Linked DNA regions of Mus musculus: region 1 is linked to region 2. The links are chromatin contacts, found by Hi-C or POLR2A ChIA-PET in ENCODE. All regions are on one chromosome and are shown on one strand. Each heading gives the region's core, a stretch centred on a gene start or an enhancer-like site at or near the end of the contact. The rest is flanking DNA. Distances are from core to core; before and after follow the strand shown.

The links. Hi-C counts contacts between places; a loop is a spot of excess contacts on that map. ChIA-PET counts read pairs that join two places held with the same protein, here RNA polymerase II (POLR2A).
Region 1: a loop to region 2 is called in a map of heart, with 11 times the contacts of the local background. The contact joins the promoter of Pkmyt1 here to the promoter of Cldn6 in region 2. A Hi-C loop is called at or near these places in 3 of 37 maps with a recorded cell type or tissue (CH12.LX, heart and mature B cell). POLR2A ChIA-PET finds 5 or more read pairs at or near these places in 2 of 5 experiments (Patski and embryonic stem cell).

Annotation. Positions count from the first base shown.
Region 1 is chr17:23,723,464-23,727,991 of GRCm38, reverse strand. It overlaps Pkmyt1 (protein kinase, membrane associated tyrosine/threonine 1), which reads right to left and starts at 1,656. Exons shown (of 8, transcript NM_023058.3): 1 at 1,351-1,656. It overlaps 1520401A03Rik, which reads left to right and starts at 1,541. Exons shown (of 41, transcript XM_017317755.2): 1 at 1,541-1,853.
Region 2 is chr17:23,677,437-23,681,717 of GRCm38, reverse strand. Cldn6 (claudin 6) reads right to left here and starts at 2,353. Exons shown (of 3, transcript NM_018777.4): 1 at 2,311-2,353; 2 at 1,897-1,960; 3 at 1-670. The coding sequence starts at 654. It overlaps Tnfrsf12a (tumor necrosis factor receptor superfamily, member 12a), which reads left to right and starts at 4,269. Exons shown (of 4, transcript NM_013749.2): 1 at 4,269-4,281.

The sequences.
Region 1 (4,528 bases), core at 407-2,906, 47 kb before region 2:
ATAAATGCTAACTGCTGTCTTTCTTAATCAGTGCTTTAGATAATAGTTGAAATGACTCAAGTATAGTAGTGCCCTGGTGTCAGTATCTTTGTGCCCCTTGGGGCAAAAGAGGGTGTTGGGTTGCTCCAATGTTGTAATTGAAACAAAGGCAAAAAAGCAATAGAAAGTGTCCATTTTAGGGGAAGCCACAATGTATCAAAGGAGCCACACCTAACCTCTAGTAGTAGCTAGATCAAATTACTACTTAGGTTAAGTACTTAAGAGGCTTGCTGGAAGGCCCTCTTGTTATGGATCTATTTACTTCAAGAATCCCATCCCAGAGGTGGCCTTTAGCTTAGTGATAGAGTACATGCCTGGCACCATCAGCGTCCTGCATTTGATGCCCACCCTAAGAAAAAAAAAAACAAATCCCATCCCAGGTCTTCTGTAAGGATCCACGATCATGCTTGTTAATTAAACCTACAGTCTTGAAGGGGACGTGGGTGGGGGAGGTAAGAGTACTTGCTGCCCTTCCAAAGGACCAGGTTTGATTCCCTGACACACAAGCGTCTGTAACTCCAATTCCAAAGGGATCTGACACCCTTTTCTGACCTATGTGGGCACTAGGCACAAACAGACAAAAATACACATGCATTAAAAAGAGTAAAAACTTTTTTTTTTTAAAGGAAGAAGGAATACAGTCTCCATGCCTAGCACCTGGGAGTCCATCACCTTCTGTTTCAGCCAGAGAGACCATTCCCTCTCAATGCCATTTTCATTTCAACATCACTGGTCATTTACATTCTAATACCTCTGGCCTGGTCAAACAGCTTTTATGGGGTGAGAAGGGTTGGTAGTGGAGTCCCGGCTGAGTACAGAGTGTCCCTGAGCCACTGGGTTTCCAGGGACCTCACCCTCTTACTGAGCTGTACCCATCTGTTGACCACCATCTAGCGTTAGACTGTGAGTTTCTCCCGTGCAGGGCCACTGCTGAATCCGTTCGGTAGGCGAGGGGGAACTCTGACAAACCATTGCGTAAACAGGCTGTCACCCGGGGGTGGAGGGGCTCTTCCCAGAGAGCCGCGGGAGAAAGAGAGGCAGTGCTGGAAAAGGAGCGCCCAATGGGAAGGGACAGGGGACCCGCGGGAGTAGGCGGGGCGTGGGCGACAGCGCTGACCTGGAGTCATCCGAGGGCTAGTCCGGCCCGTGACAGACACGGAGGGGTGGGGCTGCTGCAGGGGGGTGGGGGGGTGACCGGATACTGAGAAGAGGCCGGAGGGCAGTCGCGGGGCGCAGCGCGGCAGGAGCGCGGGCCAGGGCGCCGGCGGAAGAGCGGCGCAACCGGGAGATCTCACCCGGGTGTGGGCTCACCTGGGGAGGCTGGGCGTGGCGCAGCGTGGCGCAGCGTGGCGCAGCAGCGAGGTCCCAGGTTCCGGGTCGGCGGGGGCCGCTGGGGACCTCACAGAGGCCAGGCAGGCCGGGGTCGGGCAGCGGGGCCTCTGGACACCGGGACGAAGCACCCTCCAAGAAGGGGAACCGCCCGTGAACGCGCGCGGAGCCAGCTCGCGCCAAAAATTCCAAACCGGCCTCGAGGCCCCGCCCAGGCTCGCCCGTGGTCCCGCCCCCGCCTGGTGCAGCGGGTCTAGCGCCCGGGGCATTGGCCCCGCCTCGCGTCTTGCGTGCGCACCGAGGTCTCCCCGCCTCCGAAGTTTGCCGGAGCGCTCTCACTGCGCAGACGCAACTCTTCGAGGCCTATTGCGGCGGGAACGATCCTTGGCCCCTCTCTGTCGGTATTTGTCGGCCTTCACACTATGGTCCCCACACCAGCTGCTCTCTATTGGCTGCCTTAATATTCGTGTCCATAAAAGGGGCAGGTAAGGGCCCTGCAGCCAAGTGGCATCTCCTCAAGGAGTTGCCACTGGGGACAGCACAAGCGAATGTCCCACTACTTATAATCTTATGCATATTCAGACACCGGTCTTCATCATCCCAGGATAGCGATTGGTAGCGCCTGTTCTAAGACGGTGGAGTCTCCTTGTAAATAGGCTGTCTGAGGCCGATTCTTACATCCTTTAGCTCAGAACCTTGTGCTCAACTGACTCCTCTCAGTCACTTCCTGGCCTCACAACCTCTGGTACATGATGGGTTGTCACTTTTCTTCTAAACGTGGAGCCGAGGAACCTAGGACAATTTCTTTAAAGAAGGTCTGCACAGAACAAAGTGGGGTGGAGCTTGCTTCATGGAGAAAGGGACCTTTATTGATTTCAACTAGAAGTGAAAAATCATGCTTTATAGCCAATCTCTCTAAAATGCTCCTGCAATCTCTTGGAACAACAGTGGGAAGGAAGGCCAGGCCCTACTTAAGCCTGAGATCAAGAGCTGGGGTACCGCCCACCTCCAAGCCCTTCCCTTTGCTTTAGTGACTTTGAGAGCCAGAACAGTTGTGACTTGGTCTAGTCCTTGTTGAGAACCCTAGACAGGTCCCTCTCCAACTATTTAGAGCTATTTTCTGCCAGCTCCGTTTTCTGGACAGGCCTCCCCTTCTTCCAACCATTTATTCCTCAAAGTCTAATTCATAATGATTAAAACACACTAACACACACACAGTAACAAAAAACAAAACAAAACAAAACAAACAAACAAACAAAAAACTGCACTGGTACATGTCTATACCCCAAGCACAGAGGCGGCTGAGGCAGAAAGGTCACATGAGCCTAGGAATTGGAGGCCAGTGGGTACTATAACAATATTCCTGGGGCTGGAGAGATGGCTCAGTGGTTAAGAGCACTGACTGTTCTTCCAGAGGTCCTGAATTCAATTCCCAGAAACCACATGGTGGCTCACAGCCATCTGTAATGCCTTCTTCTGGTGTGCCTGAAGACAACTACAGTGTACTCACATACATAAAATAAATAAAATCTTAAAAAAAGAAAGAAAGAAAAAGAAAACTCAATTAAAACAAAACAAAACAAAAAAACGAAACAAGATGCCTGTCCTCAGATAAACCACTAAGTAAAAGTTGGGTAAAGTGGTGTATAGCTCTGTAATCCCAACACTGAAGACCTGGGGAGGCTGAGGCAGGGGTAATCTCTGAGTTTGAGGCCACCCTGATATATATCAGAAGTTCTAGGCCAGCCTGGGCTACATAGTGAGACTTTGTCTCAAAACCCGGCACAGTTTTATCAATTTGAACCCTGTCTCATAAAGAAACTAGGGAAGAAGTAGAAAGGCTAGGCTGTCAGCTAGCAGGTGTGAAGCCCTTGGTTCAATCCCCAGCGCTACAGGGAGAAATAAAAGCATTTTATTTCAGTGGCATACATCAGAAAACATCTCACTCTGCAGAGAAGGCTGCACTAGACACCTAGTAAATATAGATTAACAGCAGTTACAGGTAAGTGGACAGACATCCTGTGAGGGAACTAAAGGCTGTAGTGTTGCTCTGCCAGTCTCCACATGTGTAAAATGAATAATAGCTCCTCCTTGCTGGAAGAAACGAGCATCAACTGAGAAAATATATGTGAACTGCTTTTGTTAGAGGAGAGGCAGACCAGAGAGATCTGTGCTTTTCTGCCCAGGTTCATGGTCTTATCTGTCTTTTTTTTTTTTAAAGATTTATTTATTTATTATGTGTAAGTAGACTGTAGCTGTCTTCAGACACTCCAGAATAAGGAGTCAGATCTTGTTACGGATGGTTGTGAGCCACCATATGGTTGCTGGGATTTGAACTCCAGACCTTCGGAAGAGCAGTCGGGTGCTCTTACCCACTGAGCCATCTCACCATCCCTGTCTTTTTTAAAAAACAAAAACAAAAACAAAAAACAGAAGGCCAGAAAGCAAAAGTTTGATTTAGAAAGTGAAAGTTGACATGGAGCAGCAGCAGAGGGACAGTTGATTGGTTTAGTGCTTTTGATCAGTAGAGGTGAGAGCCGCTAGAGTTCTCAACCTGAGGGTCGAGACCCATTTGAAGCTATCTAAAGAACTTTTCACAGAGGTTGCCTAAGACCGTCAGAAAACACAGATATTTACATTACAGTTCATAACAGTAAAACATTTACAGTTATGAAGTGGCAACAATATTGATTCTATGGTTGGGGGTCACCACAACGTGAAGATCTGTATTAAAGGGTTGAAGCTGTAGGGTGACTGAGAACCACTGCTCTAGTGTAAGAGTTCTCTCCCATTGATGCAAAATGGGCCCACGGGTTGCATCAGTCAAGACAAGAGCAGCTGCTGGTTAAGTCAGGAGTCACCTCTACCCATACTGCGATGGCACAGACAGAGGCATGTTCCCAAGGGGATCAAAACCAGGACTCTTAGCTGGGCATGGCAGTGCATGCCTTTAATCCCAGCACTCAGAGCCAGAGCAGGCTGATCTCTCAGAGTTCAGGGCCAGCCTGATTTCTGTTATAAGTCTCAGGCCAGTCAAGACTACATGTAGAGACCTAGTCTCGACAACAATAAAACCAAAAAACAAAACCCTAGGACTCTTGCACTGGAAACCTCAAACCTCCCCTAGGTGCTCAATTCTGCAAGCCTCACCCCTCATCCA
Region 2 (4,281 bases), core at 1,104-3,603:
ATAATTCTTGGTGGGATATTCGGAGGGTCCCCGAGAATGTGGGACAGATGTAGAATAGCAGGCCATGTAATGTCTGGGTCCCTGGGTCCCTCCAGAAGAGCAGGCGCAGCATAGTAGCCCTCCACCCAGCAGCAAAAGGCCTGAGGCTGCCCAGCCCAGGTAGAGGGAGGCCCCCAGCTCCCGCTTTTGAGCATCAGCCACCAAGGGGTTGTAGAAGTCCTGGATGATAGAGTGGGCAGTCCAGCAGACAGGAATGAGCGTCAGGACCCCAGAAATGACAAAGATGATGCCAGAGATGAGCACCAGACGAGACTTGGAGTTCCTATCTTCCACACAGGTAGTGCACTTGGCTCCAGCCAGGTACACGAGCAGGCCAAGCAGGACAATGAGGAGGGTGACAACACAGAGGGCTCTGGCAGCCTGCAGGTCCTGGGGCAGCGCCAACAGTGAGTCATACACCTTGCACTGCATCTGGCCAGTGCTCTGAACCACACAGGACATCCACAGCCCCTCCCACACCATCTGGGCCACGACGATGCTGTTGCCGATGAAGGCGGTCACCTTCCACATGGGCAGGGCACAGGACACCAGGGCGTTGACCCAGCCAAGCAGGGTCAGGACGATCCCCAAGATTTGCAGACCAGTAGAGGCCATGATGAGGTTGAGGGGGCTGTGTAGTGTGGAGGAGATAAAAGGAGAGTCATGTTAAAGAGCAGCATGTCTGGACATCCCACCTCGACAGCTGATACCAGCACCAAGCACCTTGACAGTTGGCTGCTATGTCCTGTAGTGTGGATTAGATACACTTCCTGGGTCAGTCAAGAGCAAAATAAGCATTTACTTCTTTCCTAGACTGTGACAGGTGGAGAATGAAATCCTGTTGATTTTCATGCAAGGGACAGGAAATAAGACATACCTGAAGCACAGGACAGCCCATAGCGACAGTTGTGTCTAGATTTTAGTTTAGTTTTGTTTTTTATATCTTAGCTGAGAAAGGGTCTTATGTAGCCCAGGCTGGCTGGCCATAAATTCCCTGCATAGCTGATGCTGGCTGTGAACTCCTGAACCTTCTGTGTCCACTCCCTGAATTCGGGGACTGCAGGGTTTACCACCAGAGGGGTAAGGCAGGGCTTCGGCTTTTTGCACGCCAGGCAAGCGGTCTAGGAGCTGAGTCACATCCTTAGGTACATTTTATCAGAACAAAGACAATGACATGTCGGGAGTATAATTTTGGATTGGTCGGGCTCTCGATACAAGTTTCAGGCCCACCCTTATCCCGTGAGCACTCAGAGGAGACCTGAAGCTTCCTCCTGCCACCCAAGCAAGGTTCAAATGGAAACCCCCAGCTCTGTTTCAGGTGGGTATAATTCCTTGAAATCTCGCCCTCCCTATGTTCCAAGGTCTGCTCCTCCCAATCCCTGGAAGTTGCTGGAAGCCCTGCCAGTCCGGGTCCAGCCCACCCTATAGGGTGAGAGAGATAAGGAAAAACAAGCCCTTTTGCCACAAAACAGATTTTCCTAGGCTACCAGCTCTTTCTTGACCCACCTCCACCTCTAAGGGTCAAGGTGCGGGCCTCGAGGCTGGGAGCATCCTTTTGAGTTTTAGACCAAAGGCCGTGCTACCTTTCTTTCCCCTCTCCACACAGCTTTAAGGAGCTAAAATTCAAGATCCCAGTGCCTTTTGTGACAGGCACCTGTGTCCTTCATTTTGCTCTTCATGATGTTGATACGAAGGGAATCAGTTCTGCTTGGCGCCCTGCTGTGGCTCTTCATAACCCTCGGTTCTACAAGTCCACCTTGCCCCTAAGAATGGCATAGGCCCCTTTCGACTCCTCTCACTTGCAGGCTCACGCTGGGGACCATTCTCTCCCTCTCATCTCTGTCCCTCTCTACTTACCGAGTGCTCGGTCAGCTTTGTCTGCGGACGTCCAGTCCGGTTCGGCCACCCCTGATATCCGAGCCTAGGAGTGCGAGACCAGGAGGGGCTTAATGGCGGCGCCCGCAGCTGGGTCCGCGCCTGCAGGTGAGGGGGAAGGGAGTCCCGCCCCAAAGTGGCCAAGCAGGTGGAGGAGGGGCGTCACAGGTTTCGGTGCCTTTGTCCCAGGGGAGGGGGAGGGGTGTTTAACTTTTCTGGGGCCGAGGGGACCCGAGCGCTTCTCCCGACGCAACCCTCTCCTGCCTAGGTGGCCACCGCAGGTGGCCGCCACCAGGATCAAAGCTCCAGCATTTAACTCACGCCCGCACGCACTCTGCCACATCCCCTGCCTGCGTATTTTCACACCCGCAATTTACACACATACCCCAGGCTCACCTGCAAAAGAGACTGCTAAGATTTCCAGGTCGAAAGTAGGAATGAGGGCGGAGGCAAGGGGTCTTAAAGTCTCAATGACGTCACTGGACCACCTCTCTTTGGGAGGAGCAGAGACCCCTGCGGCGATAGCCACCTGCGTGCGTTTCCCAAAGTTCCCTTAGTTGGTGGCCACTCCAAGGGCGGAACCTGCTGAGTTCAGTAACCTGGGCTATGACTTGAGACTTTACTCAACTTTCCCCAGTCCCAGTTTCTCGCTTTGCGAATGAAGACAGGTCTGTATGTTACCTAAGGATACATTACTTTTGTGACTCTTTTTTGTGACTCTTTGGGGGGCAGGGACGGCGGGGGGACGACGACGACGACGACGACACCCTGTCACACTGCATACCTATGATCAGAGTTTGTTCTCTTCTTCTACTCTGTGGGCCCCAGGGATCGAACTCAGATTGCCAGGCTTGGCAGCAGGCAATCTTACCCACTGAATCATCTCGTGCTCTTCCCGAGGCCCTTAAGAAAGCAATATATAGCCGGGCAATGGTGGCTCACGCCTTTAATCCCAGCAGTTGGGAGGCAGAGGCAGGCGGATTTCTGAGTTAGAGGCTAGCCTGGTCTTCAGAGAGAGTTCCAGGACAGCCAGGGCTATACAGAGAGACTCGTTTTGGAGAAAAAAAAAGAAAGAAAGAAAGAAAGAAAGAAAGAAAGAAAAGAAAGAAAGCAACAGAAAGCAACATATATGGCCAGGCGTGGTGACACATGCCTTTAATACCAGGGCTGGGAAGGGAGAGGCAAGCGGATCTCTGTGAGTTTGAGGCCAGCCTGGTCTACAACGTGAGTTCCAGGACAGTCAGGGCACAGTGAAACCTTGTCACAAAACAAAACACAGAGCCAGGCGTGGTGGCGAATGCCTTTAATCCCAGCACTCGGAGGCAGAGGCAGGTGGATTTCTGAGTTCGAGGCCAGCCTGGTCTACAAAGTGAGTTTCAGGACAGTCAGGGCTATACAGAGAAACCCAGTCTCGAAAAACCAAAACCAAAACCAAACCAAACAAACAAAACAAAACACCAAGACAAAAAAACAAAACAAAAACCCAACCAACCAACCAACCAACCAACCAAAAAAAGCAGCACGTGGGTCTGGAAAGATGGCTCATGGGTTAGCCTTTCTGCTCTTCCAGGTGCTCTTTTTTTTTTTTTTTTTTTTTTTGCTCCCAGCTTATAACCACTTGAAATTCGATTGCCAGGAGATCCGTTGCCCTTCTCTGGACTCCAGAGACACTCAAACATATGTGTCACACACACACAAATAAAAGGTATCTTTCAAAAAAGAAAGTAGCATTTCTATATATGCTTGCAGTACTGTTTACTGATACCGGAGAATGCCAACATCAAGATCAGCCTAAGCTATGCAGCTAAAAAACTAAACCAAACCAAAGAAAATCGGTGTGGTGGTTCCTGCCTACAATCCTAGCACTTGAGAGGCTGAGATGAGACAGAATGTTTCAAATTCGAGGCTACTCTGGGATAGAGTATGAGATTTTGTTGGTCCCCCCCACCCCCAAATCCAAACAAAGCAAGCAAACATAAAGGATGTGTGGATATAACTCAGTTCTCGCCTGGTATGTTTGAGCCTCTGGTCTCCACCCCAGAATTGCAAAAGAATAGACAAATCTAATTTATTTGGGCTTAAAAAGAGGAAAAACCCAACTATGCAGTTATGTCTTATAACTGATTTCCTTCGCTCCACATCGTGGGTACTCAAGTTTGCAGAGGGCGGAGTAGGGTAGACACTTGGCGGGACTGTGTTGAATGAATGGTTTTACTGAACTGACTGGGTTTAACTAACTGCTTACTCGCAAAGCAGAGTGGCTGTTGGGGCGGGCCGAGGCCAGCGCTCCGCCCCGGAAGGCGGGGGCGGGGGCGGAGCCGCAGCCCTGAGTCTGGCTTGCGGGTGGTGGGAGCAGACAGTTCTTGC